Regions from separate parts of the Homo sapiens genome. Here regions 2, 3, 4 and 5 are each linked to region 1. Evidence: chromatin loops called from intact Hi-C (ENCODE). Cell type or tissue: B cell. All regions are shown on one strand. Region 1 overlaps STRBP (spermatid perinuclear RNA binding protein). Region 2 holds the start of LOC105376265 (a long non-coding RNA gene). Region 3 holds the start of LOC124902266 (a long non-coding RNA gene). Region 4 overlaps RABGAP1 (RAB GTPase activating protein 1). Region 5 overlaps RABGAP1 (RAB GTPase activating protein 1).

The links. Hi-C counts contacts between places; a loop is a spot of excess contacts. Peaks named below come from ENCODE experiments on the same cell type or tissue, not always from the same donor. Only the 100,000 strongest peaks of a DNase experiment are listed, where the experiment ranks them.
Region 2: it touches region 1 in a loop (2.4-fold over the local background); 6 of 110 quality-filtered maps call a loop at or near these places.
Region 3: it touches region 1 in a loop (6-fold over the local background); 9 of 110 quality-filtered maps call a loop at or near these places.
Region 4: a loop joins it to region 1, with 14 times the contacts of the local background. A loop is called at or near these places in 28 of 110 quality-filtered maps.
Region 5: it touches region 1 in a loop (4-fold over the local background); 14 of 110 quality-filtered maps call a loop at or near these places.

Annotation. Positions count from the first base shown.
Region 1 is chr9:123,223,692-123,228,691 of GRCh38, reverse strand. The region is part of intron 2 of STRBP (spermatid perinuclear RNA binding protein); the gene reads left to right. Among named protein-coding and RNA genes, the nearest start is that of STRBP, 42 kb to the left of the region's middle. In B cell, a CTCF peak has its summit at 3,012 (motif pointing right); a DNase peak (open chromatin) is centred at 3,131; H3K27ac peaks cover 4,263 bases.
Region 2 is chr9:123,320,031-123,325,030 of GRCh38, reverse strand. It overlaps LOC105376265 (a long non-coding RNA gene), which reads left to right and starts at 3,037. Exons shown (of 4, transcript XR_930331.3): 1 at 3,037-3,114. In B cell, no CTCF peak of the experiment used is centred here; DNase peaks (open chromatin) are centred at 370 and 2,070; H3K4me3 peaks cover 1,309 bases; H3K27ac peaks cover 1,919 bases.
Region 3 is chr9:123,336,788-123,341,787 of GRCh38, reverse strand. It overlaps LOC124902266 (a long non-coding RNA gene), which reads left to right and starts at 1,738. Exons shown (of 2, transcript XR_007061760.1): 1 at 1,738-1,981; 2 at 2,657-4,387. RefSeq lists enhancers at 1,694-2,703, 3,564-3,723. In B cell, no CTCF peak of the experiment used is centred here; DNase peaks (open chromatin) are centred at 1,267, 2,357 and 3,617; H3K4me3 peaks cover 2,397 bases; H3K27ac peaks cover 4,545 bases.
Region 4 is chr9:123,079,678-123,084,677 of GRCh38, reverse strand. All of the region lies in intron 19 of RABGAP1 (RAB GTPase activating protein 1), which reads right to left. Among named protein-coding and RNA genes, the nearest start is that of MIR600, 29 kb to the left of the region's middle. In B cell, CTCF peaks have their summits at 2,467 and 2,673 (motif pointing left); a DNase peak (open chromatin) is centred at 2,667.
Region 5 is chr9:123,100,174-123,105,173 of GRCh38, reverse strand. It overlaps RABGAP1 (RAB GTPase activating protein 1), which reads right to left. Exons shown (of 26, transcript NM_012197.4): 25 at 3,411-3,608; 26 at 308-2,083. The coding sequence ends at 1,961. Among named protein-coding and RNA genes, the nearest start is that of MIR600, 9.0 kb to the left of the region's middle. RefSeq lists a silencer at 2,310-2,604. In B cell, a CTCF peak has its summit at 2,366 (motif pointing left); a DNase peak (open chromatin) is centred at 2,290; H3K27ac peaks cover 3,014 bases.

The DNA.
Region 1 (5,000 bases):
CTTTAATCAGGTTTTTCCTCTATTTCCCAAACTTCTTAGCTGAACGTGCCCTTGACAAGGTCATTAGTAACATCAAAGTGCCTAAATTCAACAGTCAGTTCACAGTCCTCATTTTGTTTGACCTATGCCCAGCATTTGACACAATTATTCATTCCTCCGTAATACACTTTATTCACTTTTGGCTTCCAGGATACTGCATGTTGTGTGCAGCTCCCCCTGTCCCCCAACCCCACACACACATTTTATTGGTCAATCCTTGTCAGTTTCCTTTGTTATTTACTCCTTTCTCTCCTGCCTTTAAAAATTGGCGTGTCCATTGGAGATCTTTATCTAGACTTACACATCTTTAAGTACTATCCTTGAACTGGCTCCCAAGTTGATATCTCTAACCTAGATCTCTTCTTTTTGTCCTTCCGAGCCATGTGTCCAGCTGCCTGCCCACCAGGATGTTAGACATTTTAAATGGAACATGTCTAAAACCCAACTCCTTTTCTTTCTTTAAAAATATGTGCCACCCATAGGTCTCCCCATCTCTGATCAAGGCAATGCCATCCTCCGGTTGTTTAGGCCAAAACCGATGGAGTTAACCTACACTCCTTTTCTCACATCCCACATCCAATCTGCTAGGAAGTCTCGTTGACCTCACCTTAAAATATCTGCAGTGTCGTAACACTTCTTACCATCTCTGCCGTTGCCATTACCCTCGTCTGATTATCATGTCTCACCTGCATCGTTGTGATGGATTTCTAATTAGATCCTCTGCTGTATGTTTACCTCCAACAGTCTAGCTCAACACAGTAGCCAGAATAATCCTTTAGAAATATGTCAGATCAGGCCGGGTGCAGTGGCCTGTAATCCCAGCACTTTGGGAGGCTGAGGTGGGTGAATGACCTGAGGTTGGGAGTTTGAGACCAGCCTGGCCAACATGGTGAAACCTTGTCTCTACTAAAAATACAAAAATTAGCCAGGTGTGGGGTGCATACCTGTAATCCCAGCTACTTGGGAGGCTGAGGCTCAAGAACAGCTTGAACCTGGGAGGCGGAGGTTGCAGTGAGCCAAGATTGCACCACTGCACTCCAGCCTGAGCGACAGAGTGAGACTCTATCTCAAAAAAAAAAAAAAAAGAAAAAAAAAAAAAGAGAAAACAATAAATATGTCAGATCATATGCATTTTCTGCTCAAAACCCTGCATTGCCTCCCTGTTTCACTCAGTAACAGCCAAACTAGGCCCTACTTCATCTGACCCTGTTACCTCTCTGACCACATCTGTTGTTGTTATCCTTTGGCTTACTGCATTCACCTCCTTGCTCTTCTTCAAACAGGTGTGTGTTAGACTCAGGGCCTTTGCACTTGATGTTCTTTCTGTTGGAAATGTTCTTTACCATTTTCAGATCTCCTCAAAGCTCACCATATTCAGTAAGCTTACCCTGGTTACCTTTAATTATGTAACTTGCTCCTCCTACATTCTGGATTCTCCTCTTTTAAATTTTTGCATAACATTTAACATTGATTGAGTACATTATTGACTTATGTTTATGATTGCCGTGGTTTGAATGCGTCTCCCAAAAAGCATGTGTTGGAAACTTAATCCCCGCAGCAACTTGGGGAGGTGAGACCTAGTAGGAGGTGTTTAGATCATGAGGAATTTACTCTCACGAATGGATTAATGCTGATTATAAAAGAACTTGAGGCTGTGAATTAGATCTCTTTCTCTCGCTCATGTGATGCCTTCCACCATGTTATGACGTGGCAAGAAAGCTCTCACCAGATGTGGCCCCTTAGTCTTGGATTTCCAAGACTCTAGAACCATGAGCCAAATATATTTTTATTCATTATAAATTACCAAATCTGTGGTATTCTGTTATAATAGCATAAAATGGACTGAGACAGTGATACATTGCTCTTCCTCCCCACCCCGCCACCCCCTCACTCCCCAACACCGCTAAGCTGAAGCTCCATGAGGGCAGGGATTTCTGTTTTGTTTACAGATGTAACCTAAAGTGTCACAGTGCGTGGCACATAGTAACCATTCAAGATATATTTGTGGAATAAGTAAATGGATGGCTGTATGGCAGAGGTGGGGGTCTGAGGCAGGCCTTGAAAAATTTTGATTAGGTTTTGGGGAGAAAAGGACAACTTAGTTTCCCTTATCTTTCCCAATCTTCTCTTTTCTGTGCCTTTAGCAAGATCTCTTTAACCTTCAAGGCATGGCATCTGAATTAGAACCTGAGTTTGAATCTGCTTAGTATATATGTGACCTTGAGGAAGATTTCTGGCCATTCTTGAGTCCCTTTTAATAATAAAAAAGTCATTTTTATTGACGTATACTTTGAATATAGTAAAATACATTTTTTTTGAATATACGGTTCTATGAATTTTGACAGACTTAGTCATGTAACCACCATCAAGATATATCCATTACTACAAAACGTTCCTTTCAGTGCCATGTAGTCAGTTCCCTCTCTTCACCTCCTGCTCCTGGAAACCATTGATCTGATTTCTTAAGTGTGACTCATTTTTAGTCAAACCTCTTTCATTTAGCCTCTGTGCTTTCGAGATGCATCTGTGTAATTGCATGTATCAGGAGTGCATTTCTTTTTATTGCCCAGAAGTATTCCAGTGTATGGATTTACCACAGTTTATTCATTTACCAGTTGATGGATTTTGGGGTTATTTCTAGTTTTTGGCCATTATGAGTAAATTTGCTATAAACATTTTCATTTCTGTTGGGCAAATACCTTGGGTGTGGGAGCGCTGGATTGTATGATAAGTGAATTTAACTTTATAAAAAACCACCAAACTGTTTTTCAAAGTTATTAGCTTTTTTTCACATTTATCAAATGGGGTAATAGTCAAGACTTTTAGTTGTGAGCAACAGAAATTGAGTCTGGGAAAGGAACTTATGAACAGGGTGTTAGGTGGCTCACAGAATCTCTTGGAGGGCTGGAGAAATAGGCTGAGAAGTTAGCATCCAGGAACAAGATTCTAGGCACAGACGAGGTTGAATCGCCAATACCATCAGGGGGTGCTAGACACTGTAGGTAGAATTACTGTCTCTGGAAACTGGATGAAGCTGCTGTGCTTGCTGCTTTCACTTGCCAGAATAGATTTTCTGAGGACCCAGCTTCTTTGAGTCATTTGCTTTTGAATCACCATCTGGAGGTAGGCGCTGCCTCATAAGGTGGGGGATTCCCCAAACATAGGAAAGAGGATTCAGATGTGGGGCTGAAAAAGGAAATAACACGTGTATACCACAACCTCCAGAGGTGGCTGTGATTAGATAGAATAATTTCCATGGTGTCTAGGAACTTACTAGAATATAAATGCTAGTTTACTTTTCTGTTTTCCTTTTTCCCCATCTGTCTTTTGTAAGTAAAATTTTTGTTAAAGTGTAAAACAAACTACATAAATCATAAGTGTGTATAGCTTGATGAATTTTCTTGAAGTGAATTCATCCTTATAACCGGTACCCAGAAGAAATAGAACGTTGCCAGCACCCAGAAACTTCTCCCGTGTCCTCATCTTCATCACTGCACACTCCCCACTCCACCACTGAATCACTGGTTTTGACTAGTTTTGCCTGTTTTCAAACTTTATGTAATCAAAATTGTGTGTGTATGGTTTCTTTCTTTCAGCATTTCTTTCAATATTTGTGGACTTCATTTTTTGTTGATTTCATATTGTTTCATTGTGTGAGTATAACACTATCCATTGTACTATTGATGGACACATAGGCTATTTCCAGTTTTTGACTAATGCAAGTAAGTACTGCTATGAACATATTTGCACGTCCTCTGGTTTAAATATATATGTTTCTCTAGGTATGTAACATGGAGTGAAACTAATGGGTCATGGGTTCTGTGTATGTTCAGCTTTAGGAGAGTCTGCTGAAAAGTTTTAAGTATCTTTTTTTCACTTTCCACTACTACCAGCAGTACATGTAAGTTCCAATTGGTCACTTCTTTTTGACATCTTCCTCTGTTTTCAATAGGACTTTGTACCCCAGTATAGTACTTGTTTGAGTCTACCTAATCAGTTACAAGTATCTCTTTCCTATAATGTTATTAACTCTTTGAGGTGGGATTTCTTGTTTTGTCTTTCTCCTCTTAGTATCGAGTACAGGCCTAGAACACGTAGTAAATGCTCCGTGAAAGTTGCGTGAAAAGATGAATCGTGAGTATGTCTGTGGGTGGGAATTATCTTGGCATTTTTTAGAACAGAGAACTCACTGGTCTGACTGGAATTAGAAGTGATGGGAACAATGGGTGATAGGATTGAATTAAGTCAGGTGAAATCTGATTCAGGAGGTAATAGGTAGCCCTGTTTAGTTCCTGAACTGCGAGAGAGTTAATGAAAGCTGTTTTGTTCTGTGAGTGAAGAATTGTGTTTTTGTTACAGGTGTGTCCAGCTGTTAGGAAATAGTTACAAAAAAGATTTGGGCCCATGATTGGAGACAAGATTAGACAAGGCATGAGTGGGTGTGAATTTGGTTAGCTTAATCTCTTAGTTTTTAGTTTCTTTATAAAATGGGGCTCCACCTTGTAAAGATTAGAGCTAATATATAAATATGAGTAGATGTTTTCTTTTTTATTCACTGTGTATTTTGTTTTGTGGCATTTGAATTTTGTGGAACTCGGAATTTTGAAACATGTTGTGAAGTGTAATTCTGCCAGTGTAAATCCATGTGGAATTTTTCTAACTATAGCATCTCTGGAGCACCTTGCGTACTCTTCTTTGCTTCTACTTTGTTGCTCTACTCTAGCACCTTTGGTTCTGCCTGTGTCAGAAGTAAAAAATAAACCATTAATAAAGTGGCTTCTTGCCTCTGAGAGCTTATCCCGCAAAGAAATGTTGAACTGTTCCCTGTAATTTCTGTTAATTATAAAGCACATATATGAATATAAATAAATACTAAGAATCAAGATTTTTAGTGGAAGAGGAAAAAAATCCAAGAGGTTCATAAAAAAAAATTGTAACGTTGAATTGGAATTATCTATATG
Region 2 (5,000 bases), 96 kb before region 1:
GGCCTCCCAGGGCCAGGGCAGTAAATGTTGACCAGATCGATTTCCACCATGCCTGAAAGTCAGCGGTCAGCTGCTGACCACACTGTCAATTATTCAGGCTCCCTGGGATTTCACCAAGAGCTACGGTTTAACTAAAACACAGCTCCATTGTCCTCACACCCCCAGCTTGCCCTCAGAGGCCTGGGTGCGGGTGGACAGCCAGGGCACCTCCCCGGGCGGCCAAGCACATATCTGCCCCAGCCCCTCACTCCCCTTCCCAGCTCACAGATCAGACTGGAGCTTCCTGGTCCTCAAATCCCTTGGAGGAGGTCCTGGGCTGAAAGGGCTGAAGCCCTGAGGGCAGAACTGGGACCGGCCACCAGAAGTTACCTGAGGCAGGTTTAGGTTCCGTTCTGCTGTTCTGCAAGACCCAGACTTTTCTTTCCTCTTTTTTTTTTTTTTTTTTTTTTTTTTTTTGAGATAGAGTCTCTGTTGCCCAGGCTGTGATGCAGTGTTACAACCTCCCAGGTTCAAGCGATTCTCCTGCGTCAGCCTCATGAGCAGTTGAGACCCAGACTTTTCTTATCACCAGACAAAAACAGACACTCTGGGAGGCAGGGAGCTAGTCAACCACACAGGTGTGTGACACTCCGGGCAGACTGTCATTAGGAAGACTATCCATGGGGAGAGTCAAGGGCTATTGATGGTAACAACTAGATTTTTGAATGTGCTTTACAATTCACAGTGCTAGTGGGGCATTGTGGCTCACGCCTGTAATCCCAACAATTTGGGAGGCTGAGGTGGGTGGATGGCTTGAGCCCAAGAGTTCAAGACCAGCGTGGGCAACATAGCGGGACCCCATCTCTATAAAAATATTTAAAAACTAGCTGGATGTGGTGGCGCATGGCTGTGGTCCCGGCTACCTAGGAGGCTGAGGTGGGAGGATAGCTTGAACCCAGGAGGTTGAGGCTGAAGTAAGCTATGATCATGCCACTGTACTCCAGCCTGGGTGACAGAGTGAGACCCTGTCTAAAAAAAAAAATCACAATGCTCTCAATGACATATGTCATCTTACAGCCTCAAGTCTTTTTTGGAACAAGGTGGTGCATAAATAAAGACACATTCATTCGGCAGTCATTACTGAGCTTGCCAGGCACTTTGCTAGGTGCTGCAAAGTGAGGTAAGAATACAGATTTGACCCTGGCCTCGGGTGATAACAATACTGAACGCCACTAGTAAAGGGGCCTGCCATGTGTCAGGGATGGCAGGTTCTAAATACCCCATGTGCTTCAACACACATTATCCTTACAACAATGCTGACAAGCAGTTGCTGGCATTGTCTCCATTTTTATTTTATTTTATTTTTTTTTTTGACACTAGGTCTCACTCTGTCGCCTAGGCTAGAGTGAAGTGATGCAATCATGGCTCACTGCAGTGCTGACCTCCCAGGCTCAAGTGATCCTCCAGCCTCAGCCTCCTGAGTAGCTGGGACCACAGGTATGTGCCATCATGTCTGGCTCGTTTTTGTATATTTCGTAGACATGGGGTTTGACCAGGTTGCCCAGGCTGGTCTTGAACTCCTGGGCTCAAGTGATCTGTCCGCCTCGGCCTCCCAAAGTGTGCTGGGATTACAGGTATGAGCCACCATGCCCAGAGTGTTATCTCCATTTTAGACAAGGAAAGATTTTACAGATGAGGCACAGAGAGGTACAAAGAGATGCCCAAGGTCACACAGCCTGTGTAAACAGAGCAGAATTTGAGCCCAGGCATCGGATTTCAAGCCCCTGCTCTCAGCCTCTGCTCAAAGTCGTGTGAAGGAGTTCGGTAGACGTTAGGTAGATGATCACGTAAGTAAGATCTAATGACAGAACCATGGAGGAAAGATCGCGGGGAGTATAACAGGGAGGACTGATCTATCCAGGATGTGGGTTGCGGGAGGGGGTGAGAGTCAGAGAATGATTATTAAGGGTCCTTTAAGCTGAAGTCTTCAGGAAGAGGAGTTTGCTGGGGGAAGGGCTCAGGAAAGGCACATTCCAAGCAGTGAGAACTGCATGTGTAGAGACCCTGAGGCTTCAGCCCTGTCACCAGGACCCCCTCGGAGCCTGGCCACAGGGAGCCGGCAGCCAGAGGCACAGGGCTGCACCTCAGCTGGGCCCACTTCCTCTCTGTCTGCCAGCTTTATTTTTAGATCTCTCACTTTCCGATGCCATGAGTGAGCCAGCAAGGTCTGGGCCTTCCTCATCAGATTGTTTATGTTCTACCCCATCGGTGTCTCCATCACGGCCCCTCCCCTCCCAGGAGTGATCTGCAGGCCTGATTGGAAGCCCTGGTTTCTTCTCTGATGTTGTTATTGACTATTCCACTCCTCTGACTGGGGCCACTGGGTCTCCCCACCTCACCCTTCTGCCTGCTTTCTCTCCTTCTTCCCATTAGCTCAATTCCACTCCACTCCAACGATCCTATCTGTGCCAGACACTGGGATGAGTGTTGACAAGACAGACCTAAATGACACAAGGGTCTTTGGCATCACATGTGCTAGAATCCAGGTAAGCATGGATGATTCATAGTGCAAACTGAGACAGGTGTGAAAGTGAAAGGGGTGCTATTAATAATGATTGGTTATTAATAATGCCAGCACCACAGTGCAAGCCCAGGCAACTGAGAAACATGGTCACCCGAGTTCATTAGGACAGAAAAATGAGGAGAGATTTGTCCAATGGAGGACAAATGGAAGGGAGTCTCAGCAGCGGGGAACAGCATGTGTAAATATTTGGCAAGTTTGGGGGAGAATGGTGAGTTCATGGTGGCAATAACCTGAGACATGGGTCTTCATACCCCAATCCTGAGCCATGGAGAAAGGAAAGAAGGAGAGTCCAGCTGGATTCCAGGTGAGAAAATGTGGACAGTTTAATATGACTAGCACAGGGTGGCAAAAACCTTGCAGTTCTGCCGCCCCTGCGTCCATGGCAGGCATCACTAATTGATCACCGCACTCTCCTTCCCACTGAACCCTGATTCAACCCTCACAGCCCTCAACACAGTGCTCTGGGGCCAGTCATTACCAACTGTCACACTGTGTGTACCTGGCTGGAGATGAGGGTGGAGATCACATCAAGAGAAGCCTAGAATTTGAAAGTAAGAAGTTGAAATATGATTCTCTGGGTAATAGGGAGCCATCAGATGTGAAGGGAAGTGATGAAACTAAGATTAAGGCTTAGGAAGGTCACTGCCAGTGGAGGGGAGGAACTTGGGCAGGGAAACTAGTGAGACCCGTGCTGACGTCCAGGCCATGAACCTGAACCTGAACCAGGAGCAGAGAAGTAGGTCTGGTGACCGAGGAGATGTTGTGGGGCAGGAAAGAGGAGAGGGCAGTTAGGATGATGCCCTGACTTCCGGATGTCTAGCCCTGTGTCTGGGAAGATGCTGTGGGCAAGGCTGGTGTAAAGGCACCATGGGAGGTCCTGATAGGAATCTTCTGTTCCAGAGGTCACCAGTGAGAGCCACCCTGAGACTCTGTCCCCCAGGGGGAGAGAGGCCAAATCGGTCTGGTTGAGCTTTACCTTGAGAGACACCAGAATTTGCACATATACACCTTTTCAGACATAAAAATGTCTTCTCTACCCCTCAGAACTCTGCAGAGGAGGGGAGACTTGATCTGCTGATCAAGTCTGGGGGTGACTGTAAGAAGCGGGGGGACTCACGTGTCATTCCCTGGCCAGACATCTGCTCAGCCCCAGGGCCATCAGATGGGGTTGTGGAGAGCAGTGCCAGGGAAAGGCCCCTGGGCTTCCGGTTCCTGGGAGACACGGGGGTCTGGGAGCAGAGGCTATGGAAGGTAAGACTCGGGGGCTGCAGATTCTTGAACCCATGCTTGGACCCTCTCAGCACGGGTCCAAGAATCTCAACATAAGGGAGGGGTGTGGCACAGGGGCCGGCCAAAGATTAACTGGAAGGTGTCACTTCTCTGGGGAGAAACCACCAGTGCCTGAGGAAGGGGCCTGGAATTGAGTCCCTGATCAGTGGGGCCTATAGGGGCCTTCACCTACAACCGCCAGGTGTCAGGCTTTGAGCTCAGCCCACCACAGCCATGGGTTACAGGAGGGGCACCACACAATCTTCTAGCCAAGGGTCAGTCCAGAGACAGCTGTGTCCTTCTTTCTTCTCCTCAAGCCCCAACCCTAGGGGTGAGCCCAGAGAAGGGGTGTGAGTGTGTGTGCGTGTGACCTCTGAACTCCCCAAAACACACACACACTCACACTTCAAGCCCTTAGAGCTCCCAGCCCAGCTTGCCTTGCAGAGGAAGAACTAAATTTTGAAACAGATCTGAGCCTGAAGGTTTTTCGTTGTTGTTTGTTTTGTTTTGTTTATTTGTTTTTGAGGCAGAGTTTCGCTCTTGTTGCCCAGGCTGGAGTGCAATGGCATGATCTCGGCTCATTGCAACCTCTGCCTCCTGGGTCTGCGATTCTCCTGCCTCAGCCTCCCGAGTAGCTGGGATTACAGGAGCCCGCCACCACGCCCAGCTAATTTTTGTATTTTTAGTAGAGACGGGGTTTCACCATGTTGACCAAGCTGGTCTCAAACTCCTGACCTCAGGTGATTTGCCCGCCTCGGCCTCCCAAAGTGCTGAGATTGCAGGTGTGAGCCACCATGCCCGGCCTGAGCCTGAAGTTTTAAAATTACCAGGTCTTAACTAGAATAAGACTGTTCTTATAGCCAAAACCATCTGAAAGAAATGGAACCCAGGTGTGGTCAAAGACACATAACTCCCAGCCAGGCAGAGGGCTTCATGGAGTCCTGTTGGTGGCAGTTACTAGAAAAATAAAATTGTGTCATAATTGGAAACCTAAGAGCTGAAGGTCCTCAGCTGTTTACAAAGTAAATACAAAAGCAAGAGTGGATTTGAAGGGGGAAAGATTGTTGGAGATAAGGGTGGAATGAGGTTTTATTGAGAGGTTTTAGACAGAGGGACCCAGGAAGTTCTGACACCATCTTTCCCTTCACTCTTCTCTGCGCAGTCCCCA
Region 3 (5,000 bases), 110 kb before region 1:
CCGTGCACCAATAACAATAATTGCTGCCCTGTTGCAAGCTGACCCAGTGCCCAGAAAGGGTCACACATGATCTCATTGCATCCTCTCTAGATCCAGGAAGATGTTTACTGCCAGGTCCCACTTTGCAGATGGAAAACCAAGGTCAGAGGGGTTAAATCTGTCACCCAAGAGTGCAGCATTAGTAAGTAAAGGGTCAGCCTACAATTCCATGGTGCAGGGCTCCACAGCCCCTGCCCTTAACACTCCCCTATGTGCCCACAAAACAATCGGAGGAAATCTGGAGGTGATGGGCAAGGCCCATGCCAGCTCCACCTGTGGTCTTATCTGTCTCTCCCACTGAGCTGAGAGCTCATTTACCTCCGTCACCGCAGAGCCCCGCGTGACGCTAGGCACAGATCTGGTGCTTAGGAAGTATTGTGAATAACTCATCATCATAAGAACAAACATTTATAATGTGCTCACCATGGGCGGTGTAAACACAACCCTATGAAATCTATACAGTCATTATTCCCATTTCACAGATGGGGTAACGAAGTCGCAGCAAGTAGTGAAGCCGTGATTCACCAGACAGCAAGTAAATAAATTAACAAGCTAATTAACGAGTGAGTGTAATGATGAATGAATGAATGAGAGTAGAGATGAGTAAATAAGTGAGGGGTTGAGGCCGGGCAAAGTGGCTCACGCCTGTAATCCCAGCACTTTGGGAGGCCAAGACGGGTGGATCACCTGAGGTCAGGAGTTCAAGACCAGCCTGACCAACATGGTGAAACCCTGTCTCTACCACATACCAAAAAATTAGCCAGGCGTGGTGCCTGTAATCTCAGCTACTTGGGAGGCTGAGGCAGGAGAATTGCTTGAACCTAGGAGGCGGAGGTTGCAGTGAGCCGAGATTGCACCACTGCACTCCAGCCTGGGCAACAAGAATGAAACTCCATCTCAAAAAATAATAAGTGAGAGGTTGAAGTGGGGATGGAGAGGGTGAAGATGAGGTATAGGTCTTGGCAGCATGGAGAAGAGGTGGAGGCCCTTCTTCTTTCCATCCCCACCTTGTTCCCCTCCAGCCCCCAAGGAAAGGCCCCTTTTCATTTCCTCTCAGGGCGCCTGATACTCTTTGCCAGACTGTTGCCTAGCAACAGTGCCCTCTACGGCCAGCTCCACCCACTTCAGACGCCAAGGCTAGGGGTACACAGCCAGCTCTGAGGGCCTGGCCTTTGGCAGGCAGGGAGTGGGGGGCCCTGGGCTCCCAAGTTGTGAGAAGGAGGTCAGAGAGCAGAGAGGAGCCTGGGTGGGCTCTGAGACTGGAGGCAGTGACCTGCGAGGAAAGGGAGTGTGTCCTGGGCACCAAGCCATGGCATCTAGTTCAGGGCCCCTCTGCTTCCTCAGAACACCCCGTGGGGTCGCATGATCACCCACGTGACAGATTCTGAAGACAACTCTGCCTTGTGTAGGGGAGGGAGGCCATGTCAGGCTGCGCGTAGCAAGAACCACGGGGCCTTGAGTCTGAAGTCTGAGTTTGAGTAGAGCTGGGATGAGTCACTTCCCTTCCCGAATCCACTTCCCACACCTGAAGAATGGAGACATGGTACCCACTTCCCGGGGAAGTGTGTGAGGATAGAGCAGGAACACGGGAAGGCTTGGTACTGGGAGGGTACGGATTATTTTTATAAGCAAGGAGTGTGACATCTATTTTTAGAGGAGAAAGAATTTCGTTACAAAGAACTCTCCTAGTCCCCTCCCAGAGTGGATGGGCTGAGGTGCGGGGGAGCAGTAGGCCCGGAGGACTCCCTGAAGAGGTGGCCTGGGGATTCCTGGCAGAGGGAACGGCCTGTGCAAAGGCCTGGAGACACGCGACTGAAGCGCGCCTAACAATGGCTACCATGGATTCGTGGGCAGGCGCCTGTACACTCAATCCTCACGGCAGCTCCAGGACACTGGAGTTAGTGCTCCTGTCTCACAGGAAAGGAAACGTTGGCTCAGAAAGGTAAAGAAACTTGCTTGAGGTCACGCAGCTGGTGAGTAGCAGAGCTACGTCCGGTTCGCTTTCCCCTGGTTATGCACTCGGGGAAGAAAGTGGCTCAGACGCGGGGAGTGGAGAGAGCCAGTGGTGAGAAACGCAGCTGCGGTGCGCAGTATCATTCCTACATGTAATCCTTCTCGGGAGGGCCTGGACCCATGGCGAAGGAGCCCGGGCTGCGGGCAGAGGGTAATAGGGAACCATCGATGGCTTCTGAGCTGAGACAGAAGTGACCGAGGCCGTCCCTCGGTGCTGTCCTGGGCCATCCGGCTCCGCCTCCTACACTCTCCACTCTCTGCATCCACCACCCTCCACCCCCGCTGCTTCTCAACCGCACTGAGAAACCATGTGTGACGGTGGAAAATGTAAAAATATATATGCAACCGAAAAACAACATCGGGCTGACAGCACACAGCTATAAATACTCTGACGGGTGCAGAAACGCTCCTCCGATCCTGCTTCCTGCCGCCTGAGGAGCGGGGGCATGGTGTTTGACAGGTGGGGTGGGGGGACTCAGGAAGGGAAAAGGAAAAGGGACAACTATTCGTGGACCTACTCTGTGCCAAGCACTTCGCAAGCGTTACGTCACCAAGTCTTCGCAGAACCCTCGAGTGACTCACCACCGTTATTCCTGTTTTACAGATAAGGAAACCGAAGCACAGAGAGGCAGGTCATCTGGCTGAGGTCACACAGCCACACGGCGAGAGAGCAGTGAAGCTGGAGTTCCAGCAAGCTCCACCTGGCGAGAATTCAAGCCCTGCCATGGGCCACCTCTCTGGAGGAAGAGAAAGCCAGCTTCAGACTCTGCCTCTCTCAATCCTTATACAAGGCCAGAGAGCGCTTGAGGCTTCCAGGCACTCCTATGCTTACACACCTTCCATGGCTCCCAGCTGCCCTCCAGATAAAGAACAATCTCCTCAGTGTGGCCCTTGAGGTCCTGTGATCTGGCCTCTGTCCACCACCAGGGCCCCCCTCCTGGCCAGATCTCTGAGCCTCGGCCAAGCTGACCTGCTTCTCTCAGGGCCTCAACAGGGCCGATCTCCATCCCTGCTGTTCCCTTGGTCCAGCATGCTGTTCCCCTCTAGTTGCTTCTCCTTACCCTGGGGGCCTCCACTCAAATGCCACCTCCTCCACTGGCCGGACGCTGCCATTAACCTGCTCGAGTGCTCTCCCTGCAAAACTCAGCACAGGCTGGGCACAGTGGCTCATGCCTGTAATCCCAGCACTTTGGGAGGCCGAGGTAGGATGACTGTTCGAGCCCAGGAGTTCAAAACCAGCCTGGGCAACAAAGTGAGATCCTGTCTCTATTTTTTAAAAAATTAGCCGGGCGCAGTGGAGCACAACTGTAGTCCCAGCTACTCAGGAGCTTAAGGCTAGGGGGTAGCTTGAGCCCAGGAGTTCGAGGCTGCAGTGAGCTGTGATCACATCACTGCACTCCCACCTGGGTAACAGAGCAAGACCCTGTCTCAAAAAAAAAAAAAAAAAAAAAAGACCCATAGCACAATTGTAATCATGTGGGTCATTGTGGGGTGGTGAGTCACAGCTGGTGAGTGGCAGAATCAAGACCAGGTCCAGGTGGTACAGCCACAGAGCTGGTGCCCCCAAGTACTCGGCTGCTCACACGGGCCCCAAGAGACCTCCTCACTGGCAAGAGGAAGCCACCTCCTCTCAGAAGAATGAGCAGGGCTAGAGTACAGTGGCACAATCACTTCTCACTGCAGTCTCGAACTCTCTGGCTCAAGCAATCCTCCCACCTCAGCCTCCTGAGTAGCTGGGACTACAGTCGTGTGCCACCACACCTAGCTAATTTTTTCTATTTCTTGTAGAGGTGGAGTCTTCCTATATAGCTCAGGCTGGTCTCAAAATCCTGGACTCAAGCAATCCTCCTGCCTCAGCCTTCCAAAGTGCTGGGATTACAGACATGAACCACCGTCCCCTGTAACTACTGTTTAAGAAAGTAAAAAGATGCAGAAGAAGTTAATCTAATATTTTGTTTAACCCACTATACTCCAAATATCATTCCTACATGTAATCAAGATAAAAAAAATTATTAATGGCTGGGTGCCATGGCTCACGCCTGTAATCCCAGCATTTTGAGAGGCCGAGGCAGGCGGATCACCTAGGGTCAGGAGTTCAAGACCAGCCTGACCAACGTGGTGAAACCCTGTCTCTACTAAAAATGCAAAAATTAGCCAGGATTGGTGGCGTGTGCCTGTAGTCCCAGCTACTCAAAAGGCTAAGACAGGAGAATTGCTTGATCTTAGGAGGCAGAGTCTACAGTGAGCCAAGATTGCGCTGCTGCACTCTAGCCTGGGCAACAGAGCAAGACTCTGTCTAAAAAAAAAAATAATAATAAATAAATAATCATTGAGATATCTTACTTTCTTCCATACTAAGTCTTCAAAATCCAGTGTGTATTTCACACTTGTAACACATCTCAGTTTGGAACAGCTGCATTTCAACTGCTCAACAGCCACATGTGGCCAGAGGCTACTGCACTGGGCAGCACAGTGCTAGACTATAAACTCCATGAGGGCAGGGACCAAGCCATACCCACAATTATTAAATCTAGCATCTGACACAGAGTGGACACTCAAGAAATGTTTGTTGACTGACTAGCTGAATGAAAGAATGAATGAACAAATGAATGAAGGAATGAACAAATGATCTAAGGCCTTCTCAGATCTGAAGCCACACTCCCAGCACAGGCCATGGGAAGGGCATGGAGATGAATTCCAGCCCCACCTCTGCACCCACTTCTCTGAGTGACTGTAAGTACCTCCACTTTTGGGGCCTCAGTTTCTCCAGCTGGTCAATGGCTGGGGGGCTGGACTCTTGTGATTTTTCTGGGCTCTCACTAGAGGACTTTACCCAGAAGATGGGAGTTGGGCCCTCGGTGAAGTTCCCTCCTCCATGCCACCCCATCACCCTACTCTCCCTCCACCTGTAAGATAGGAGATCTCAGGAAAGGCCTCCAGGTGGCCTT
Region 4 (5,000 bases), 140 kb after region 1:
GAATCAAGAGACACAGCTACAACTCTGAACATGTGCTGCAAACAAAGAGCCATTTTAAACAAAGTCAATTTAACACAGAAAAGCATGAAACAGGCTACCCTCTGGAAGTGGAGCTGCTTTCAAAGTTTGGCTTAAAAAAGTGTTGCCAAAATCAGAATCTCTGCTGAGCTGGAGTCATAGGGAATCCAGTGAAGTGGGAGGTTGAACATTAGTAGCTCTGCATGGCGAGAGAGAAGCATGTTGTTGGGTGAGTGGGTAGACAGTGGGGGGTAAGAAAGAGTCTGGTACATTAAGGAGATCCTGACTCCAAAGTCTTCATTGCTTCATGTGGTAGGACTATCAGAAAGCTAAATAAAGAAATCTGACACAAGTCTATCTTCCTGTTTAATGCTCAGGACAGGGACTGATTTTTAGTTACTGATAAAAAGAACCTGAGATTTACTCAGGACTTTCAGGATAACAAGATGCCTACATATCTACTATTTTATTTACTTCTCAAAACAACTTATTGAGATGAGTAGAGCAGGGATTATCTCCCTCATTTTACTCTATCATAGATCATATCACAGGTGATACTTATCATATCACAGATGGCTCACATCATACCGTATCATAGATAGGTGACTTGTCCAAAGTTAAGGACCCAGTGTTAAGTGGCAATGCCAGCATAAGAATGCAAGTTTGGGGTGATTCCTGTTTCTTATTTATCTCTGTGGCCTGCTCAGTGCTGAACACATAAGAAAATCTACAAGCGTTTGTTGACTTGAACTGACTTAAGGAAAGTACTCTGGATGCCTGGGCAAAGGTCAAAACAGGGCAGGCCAGAAGAACACTCGTATTTGAGGGATGCAAGCAGCAGCCACTTTAAAGGCATCATCTTATTCTGTCACAACCCTGCGATGTTAACCTACCCTGGGGTCACACAGCAGAGGCGGAGCCAGGATAAAAGCCAAGGTCTGTGGGTCTCGAAGGTCTGCATTCTTCACCAATGGAAATAAACATTCTATTTAATTTCTGAGCCTTTTTATTTAATTTGTTCAAACAGTTAATACTCAAACTCCTTCAAAGATCACTAAGTACAATTAGGTATTCTGGTTCTACCACCAGAGTGTTTTTCTAAAATGGAAGAAGCAAATTAGTAGCAGAGAACCCAAACAGATAAGGACTAAGGGAGACCAGCTTATTAAAAGAAGGCAGTGCCCACTGCTACCCTTGCAACAACTGGCAAAATTTAGGGTTCATTACAGAGAGAGCATCCATTCAGAAGTTTCCTCATAAAATCTGATTCTAAAAGGTAGGAACAAGCAAAGAAATAAAACTACAGTCTGGTCTAGTTATAAAGAAAGCTGAACTTTGTGTAGTGTATAGAGAATAAGTTTCAACTCTGACACAGAGATTGAGATTACATTACTAACATCACTAAAAAGGGATAACACACAAATGGCTCCTGTCCCATTCATTCAATCCATCATTTACAGTAAAGCAGAATGCCCATAAGAATTGACTTCAGAGTCTGAAACTCTTGGGATCTAATCCCAACTCCATTAGTTACTAACTTTATATCCTTTGAGAGTTTACATCAATTCTCTATGTCTCAGTATGCACATCCCTAAAAGGCCCTCATATGGTCACTGTGAGGATTATTTCACTGTATGAGAGCACTGTGTATGATTCTGCGAATCCATCAACAAACAAGACGGATGAAGTCGCTGCCCTCAGAGAGCTTAAATCTAATACATACTAACTACACAAACAATTTGAACAGAGAATGAAGTTCAAACTAGTGTTGTTTTTAAGCTCTGGAATAAAAATATCCCCCAAGGGAAAATGCTGAAGAGTTTTCTGTTTCTCCAAATAGCAAATGGTTAAGAATTATATTAATTTGGAGACACTGCTATTTGGTTTTTGTACTAGTATCTTTTCTTACAAGTAGTTTGAAGTCTGGCACATCACGTTGTGTTTAAAATGACACGTTCTAATGAAGCAATGGTTCAGCAATTCCATTTCACCTTAAGCAGGATTCTATGGCAAAATGGCCAAGTCCTCAGGTCTGATCTAGGAAACTCACTGGGCCATCTCTTAGAGCATGATTCTTGGGTCTTCTAAACTAGCCTCATATGTCTCACTTGTTCTCAAAAATGCCTATACAGACATGAAGAAAGAGCTTCCCTTGCATATTTCTTGAATCAAAAATCTAAAAGACCTTTCAATATTCCCCTCTAAAGACTATGCAAGGTGCAGTTGTATGAAAGGGCTGTGGGGCTCCCAGGTCCATAAATGATCTTCTAGAATAATCTATTTAGAATGGAATTCCTTTTAGATCCTCTATCAGAAGTGGAACAATTTTTCTATCTCAGGTCACTGACCCATAAAGCGGGAGAAGTTCAATGGATAGCTAAATGAGTTCTAAGGTACACTGTTAAATTTTAGTTTAGGAGCAGGGGATCTAAACTCCTCAAGAAATAAGTAAAACATTTCAGTTCCATAATAAGTTCACTTTAAGGAGAAAGAGGGAGAATAGGAGAAGTAAAAGGCCTGAAAAAGACAAAAGTAGAGAGGCAAGTAAGGACTGAGACAGACAAAGATTTATAAAGAAAAAAAAAAAAATTTCCAAGGGCACCGAGAAGAAGATAGACATTTTTGAGCAACACACCCATCTTGTGGCCATTTCAGATACTGCCACACCAAATTTAATTCTTGAACCTTTGCAATGGTAAGAGACAGTGGAATGCGTTGGAAAGCATTGGGAACATAAGAGTCAGAGGCCTCAGTTCTACTAGGGTGGTCTGTCACTATACAGCTGGTATGACTTGGGTAAGTCACTTGATGTGCCCTATTGTATCTCACAGGGTATTGTGAGGAAGAAATAAGATGCTTTTAAGAACTATATCAATACTACAAATTACAACAATATCATAATATTAAAACACAACAATGGTCGGCGCAGTGGCGCACACCTGTAATCCCAGCACTTTGGGAGGGAGAGGTGGGTTGATCACTTGAGTCCAGGAGTTCGAGACCAGCCTGGGCAACACAAAGAGACCTTGTCTCTACACAAAATAAAAAAAAAAAATTAGCCAGGAAATGGTGGTGCATGCCTGTACTCGCAGCTACTTGAGAGGCTGACATGGGAGGATCGTTTGAGTCTGGGAGGTTGAGGCTGCAGTGAGCCATGACTGTGCCACTACATTCCAGCCAGGGTGACAGAGCAAGACCCTTCTCAAAAGACCAAATATCACAACAATGACAACAAAAGTAGCTATCTTTTTCCTAGACTGGCATGTGAGGCAAAATATTTCCAATTCTCACCTTGATTATCAGGAAGTACAGTTAACCCTTGAACAACACGAGTTAGGGGCACTGACGCCCTGCGCACCTGAAAATCCACGTGTAACTTCTGACTCCCCCAGAATTTACTTACTAATGGCTTACTATTTACCAGAAGCCATAATGAAAACATAAAGTCAATTAATACATATTTTGTACATTATAGGTATTATGTACTGAATTCCTACAATATAACAAGCTAGAGAAAATATTAAGAAAATCGTAAGGAAGAGAAAATATATTTACTATTCACTAAGTGGAAGTGGATCATCATAAAGGTCTTCATCCTGGTTGTCCTCATGATGGGTAGGCTGAGGAGGAGGAGGAAGAGGGGTTGGTCTTTCTGTCTCAAAGGTAGCAGAGGCAGAAGTGGAGGAGGCAGAGGTAGAAGGGGAGACAGGAGGCATAGTTGGTATAACTTTTATTGAAAAAAATCCACGTATAAGTGGACCCATGCGGTTCATACCATGTTGTTCAAAGGTCAACTGTACAACTGAGTAAACCAAGCCACAATTTACAAACATTTAAAAAATAATGGAAAGAGATTTCAGTGAGTTGCAGAGCAAAAGTTACCTTTGTAAATTCCACATGAAAAAGTTCAAAAGCTTGTTTCCAAACAAGCTTTTGGAACCACATATCATGAACCGCCCTTTCGAGGTCTAATGGACTCAAACCACAGATCCTCATGTGTACTCATACCTCACGCAAGCCACAGAATGCAGGGCTCAGGATGCACTTGCCAATGACTTCCTAATTTTGAACTGGCAAGTTACCACTGAATTATCACTTTGCCCATAACAGGTTCAACTATTGTGTGTATCTCTCTTAAAATTTTTTGGTATTAAGTATAGCTGCCAGAAGACAACAAATCATCACTAACTAAACTGTACATACCATAGCTCACCTTCTGGCAGAAAAATCCCATTCTCTTATGTTCTGGTGAATCTGTACTCTTTTCAGGCTATGAGCCGATTTCAAGAAAAACTACTATCTCACCTGAAATCATGTGCAAATAGGGGGAAACATCCAAAGTGTACCCCAAACATGCAAAGTTCTCCAGGTCTAGAAGGAATTATATATCTAAGCACAAAATATATGTGCTGTGCAGACACACTGAAGGCAGCCTTGTCAGACTTAACTCATTGAAGGCATAGGCAAGAAAAAAAAAGACATTAGATACCTCCTATCTGGACTTTCCCCACCTTTCCATATATGGAAATAAAGGATCCATATATTATTAAAGTGTTTCAAGCTAATGGGAATCCAAAAGGTAAAACTTCTGGCTGGAAACTATTAAGCTTTGCCCAAATCCATGTTAACTCTTCTTTGTAAAACACATGGTAGACACTCAACAGTGTATTTATTCATTCACTTATTCAATCGATATTTATAAGCGAGATCCTGTTCCTGGTACTGTGGATTCAGCAGTAAGCCAAAGAGATTGTCTCTTCTGCTGCACAGCCTCCATTCCAGTAGGGAAAAATAAGATAGGATAAGGACGTAATGGCATAAAGGTTGGGGGAGCTGCTACTTTAGATACTGCAATTTGAGAAGCTGTGGATATATGAGCCGAAGACTGGATGAGGGGACAGTGAAGCCATGCAGACATTCAGGAGAACATTACAAGCAGAGAGACTGACCAGTGCAAAGGTCTGAGAACAGCAAGGAGGCCA
Region 5 (5,000 bases), 120 kb after region 1:
TAAGCCTCAAAAACACCAAGTGTCCCTCATCCCTGCTACTACAGCATGTTATTTCTCAGAGGGGCAATGTTCATCATAAACAAACACAGAGGCATCAACGTCGTCATCTTGCCCCATGTGGCCTGCCACACCCTACCACTCCATACGTCTCAACAGGTGGGTGAGGGGCTGCCTCGCGCTCACACATGCCTCTCTTACAGCACACACAGTGGTCTTCTCTGACTGCTTCTGTGCGCAGGGGATGAGGGAAGAAGGGGAGGCGACAGGAGTAGGTGATGACAAAACTGGTTTTTACAAAGCAATGCTGTTTGTTTGTACCAAAATATTTAATCAATATGCTGTTAAAATAAAACCAACAAAAGAAACAGTAATACAATTTTACTGGTTTATATTTCAATTCATAAAGTTGACACACTGAAACTACCTTAGCACAATGTCCACACACCTAGCATTAGATAGGCTTACAGCTATTTTGGTAACTGAACAAGAAAGACACAGAAAGCAGCAAAGGGGATGGTTGGTGGGGAGGGGGTTGCCACTTGTTACCTCCCTTATTACAGATAACCTCAGCAAGCGTTAGTACAGCCAATAAGAAAAAGAGCTACAAAACAACCCGAGTGTCTTTATATACAAAACCAGTGCCTCTTGTAAGCAGCCGCCTCAACACTGAACGCAGAAAAGAGGACAAAACCATCTGCGTGTCAGCCTGTCAGCATATCACTATATAAATTAAAAGTCAAAGTTTTTTTTTTTTTTAAAGGTGCTAAAATCCATTCCATAGCTTTGAAGTGAGAACTTACAGCCCATCTGAACAGTGAGGTTTGTACCCAGGCATACTCTGAGGAGGGCCCAAAGGCCCAGCCCATCTGGGAGGGACAGGCCCGGAGGATGGAGACCTCGCAGCATGTGCACCCTGCGCAGACATTTACAGACACGCAACTCAGTCTTTCTCACTTGGACAACCTGTTGTGCAAAAACACTAGGAATCTTGAAGTGAGGGAGCTCTGTCCACAGCTCCCGTAATGGCAGGGAGGAGAGCAGAGCCCAATGAACCTTGAGTGAAATTAAGTGCTCGAATAACCACATAATTAAATTGTGCAGATCAGCAGTCCTAGTCTGGAATTTAAACACTGTCAACGGGGCATATTGGGAAAGATATTTATATATATATATACATACACACACACACACACACACACACACACACACAAACACATTAAGCAAAATAAGATTTGTCCATGTTATAATCCAGTCTCACAGTCAAGTCACCCACCCCAGCCTTTTGAAGTCATTTGGCAGCTAATGCTAAAAAGTAACAGGAACTATGAGAGTTGCATAGAATTGATCAGAAACATGAATAATGCCAAACCCAAAACCTGCACCATACAGTTTAACAGAACCAGGTGGCTTCAGATGCAACTATGAAACCCTCCTATTTAAAACAAAGTGCTTCTCCATGTCTACCTGGGGGACCTTCTGCTGGCATTGAAGCAGAAAAGAATTATTTGAATTTCTGATCCCTTGCCCCACCCCCACTATATATATATATATATATATATATATATATATATATATATATATATATGTATATTAAAAAAAAAAGGTTTAGAAAAAAAATCAACAGACTGAAGGATCCCCTAACTCTGATCATGTAAACTCAGCCTTTAGGCTGGGTGAGGTGTTGACGTACACGGGGAAGAGGCCTGGGAGGTCACACTGAGGAGTGATTTCTAGAGTGTCCAGAGCGTCGGCTGAGCTAGCAGGCCTGTTAGTATCAGTAGTCTTACCCCAGAGGTTGCCTGCTTCACAAGCTCTGGTCCAGTGACCTACCAACATGCGTCTATGGATCTGACTTAGGTACATTCTGGTCCTGGGACAAGTCACAGAATCACACATCTGGCCAAAGAAGGCAACAAAAGGTGTCGTGTTTTCTGAAGGTGTCGGGAGGCGGCAGCTGCTCTCAGCAAGTCTCTTTCCCTTGAACCCCGGTTGCTGTCTTTATGGAGCTCAGTGTTCGGTTAAACCACGTCTTCTTGGCTGCCTGCACCTCATTGAGGGCAAGCCCTAAATGGTGTTCCAAGTCCTGCAAGAGGAACAGTGTGCATGAGGATGCTGGGCTTGGTGTCAATGACACTGGCTCCCCAGAGGAGAACCAAGACAAGAATGCAGTCTATTTACTCTGGAGAGGCCTCGGGGAATTCCCCCAGTCTCCAACTGGCATAGAAATGCCTGAAATGCCTAAAGATTTGGGAGCTTTTAGTTAAGATCTAATTTCTTGCCTGGTCTATTTATTAAAACAGTCTTCTACTTGCTATGTCTCCCTCTTCTGTCCACCTAATGCACACCAGGCAGACAGGTAATGCTCTATTTCTGGTGACATCATTTCATTTTGGCAAAAATCTTTAAACTCCCTAGCATGGCATTTGAAATGCTTCGCAATCTGGATCCACACACTCTCTTCCAGCCTTAGCACCACCTCCATCCCCTACTGCAAGGAAAGAACTCCTGAGGGTCCTTCCTGGGCAGCCACTCTCCTCCTTGTGCTGCTGAACATGCCACTCCCTCTGCCTGGAATTGCCACTGTTCTCTCTCTCCTGTAGCTACAAGCCCTGTGCATTCTTTGATCACAGCACAGCTACTGCTGCCTTGGTGATGCCTTTCCTGATTATTCCGGGTAGTCACACTACCAGGCCTTAGCTTTGCAGTCCCAGACCTATAACAGGGCCTGCCAAAGAGCAGATGCCCAGTGAATGTGTGCCATGAGGGAGAATCAGCCCTAAAGCTTTTATCCTGAACTTGTTCCCTCCATAAACAGTGCTTAGGGTTTAGTGGTGCTGGTGGACCTAGCAATGTGTATTAAGATGACCAAAACAAGCCCTAACTTCTTTATCAGGAAAGGAGGCTCAGATAGGTAGTATATTAACAGTCACAAAGCTAGTTAAGTGGTGGGAACTGGAAGAACAAAAGCTTGCATTTATAAAGCCCCCGACATTCTGCCAAGCCATTTGTGCACACTATCTTACTTAGTCCTCAAACCAACCTATCAGATAGGGACTCTCATCATTTCCATTTGTAGATAAGGAACCTGAGATGTAGGGAGGTTACTAACCCAAGGTCAAACAGTTCAGTGGTAGAGCTGTGTTTCTAAAGCACTGTCTTCTCATCCCATCAAAAGATTCCAAGCTTTTGTGTATTATTCTCAATATGACAGCGGAAATCCTCAAGACAGGCCAAATACTGATGAGACATCCACTGGCCAGTAACAAGTCCTATATTTCTTCTCATGACAACTGTGACCAAAGTTTAAAAGGTGTGGAAAAACCCCAAACCATAAAGATAATTTCTGGGGTCTCTAGTGCACATCAGGAAACCCAGCCCGCAGGCACATGTCTGAGCTCTGCTGCTGTTACCTGTATCTTACACTCGGCCTCCACCAGCTGGAGTTTGGTCTGTGCCAGTTCTAGCTCCATTTCTCTCAGCTGGTTCTTGAGCGTCTCTTTCTCTTCATCCGTGTCCTCATCTAAAACCTCCTTGGTTGAGCTTATGCCTTTTACACGCCCTTCTTTGTTGAAAAATTCCCGGCACCGCTCACAGTCATCCACTTTTTGCTGAAATTGAATGTTAGATGTGAAGAGGCAAAGAAGAGGAACTGGCCCTTTAGGATGGTGTGAGCATCTCCTTTGGGGGACACCAAGAGACGGCTTCTCTGTTGAGCACTACAGTTTCTGAAAACCTGTGCTCTTTGTAAACTGGCAGATAACCTACTGGAAAAGCCACTTGGTATTATACACCAAAAATAATAAAATTATCATTGTCTTGATTCAGTAATCTCACTTCTAGGAACCCAGGCTGAAAAATGAAGCTGTAACTAGATAAAAATTTATGTACAAAAATTTTCACTGTAGAACTGGAGACAGGCAAAAAAGCAGGGGATAAACTATTCAAAAACAATTAAATATTAAATATACTGTGCTATATTTATACAAGGAAGTACACAGCCTCTAAAAGGTTTTTGAGGAACTTTTATAACATTGGAAAATGGATGCATGCTGGTTGAAATAGAACACAAAAATGTACATAAACTATGATTACAAATAAAATGTATTCCACATTTCATCAAAATAAGATGCCATTAACTGTAAGAAATGTCATTTTATGTTCCTCTAAGAAAACATTCTGCCAATTAAACCACAAAAAGCCAATTATAAAACATCCGACTTTCAGAGATGTAAATGTGAAAAGAAATGCTTATCTCAGAATGAATGAAATTTTAGACGTTAAACACTGAACAAAGACTGAAAGAATACACACCACAGTATTAATAAAGATGTTATATGTGGAAAATGGATCATAAGGGCTTTTTTCCCTTATTTACTCTTCTTTTCCAAATTTTCTGCAAGAATATTAAAGTTTTAGAATCAGAAAATAAGTTCTGTTTAAAAACCAGATCTGGTTGGCCAGGCGCAGTGGCTCACAGCTGTAATCCCAGCACTTTGGGAGGCCAAGGCGGGTGGATCACGAGCTCAGGAGTTCGAGACCAGCCTGGCCAAGATGGTGAAACCCTACCTCTACTAAAAATCGAAAAATTAGCTGGCACGGTGGCACAAGCCTGTAATCCCAGCTAGCTGGGAGGCGAGGAAGGAGAATAGCTTGAACCTGGGAGGCGGAGGTTGCAGTGAGCCGAGATGGCGCCACTGCACTCTAGCCTGGATGACAGAGCAAGACTCTGTCTCAAACACACACACACACACACACACACACACACACACACACACACACACACACACACATCTGGTTAAACATTAATTATGACGAAGGCCAGTGTCATCCTGCTCTAGGTAATGTTGCTTTGCGCAAACATAGCCATGAGCACAGAACTTTCCCAAGTTCCTGTCCTCTGAGCTGTAAATATGTTAGTGAGGCACTTTTCAGTAAATTGCTTATCTTAGTAAAATCTGACAAGTTCTGTAATACAGGTAGAACTTAAAGAAAGAAAGCAC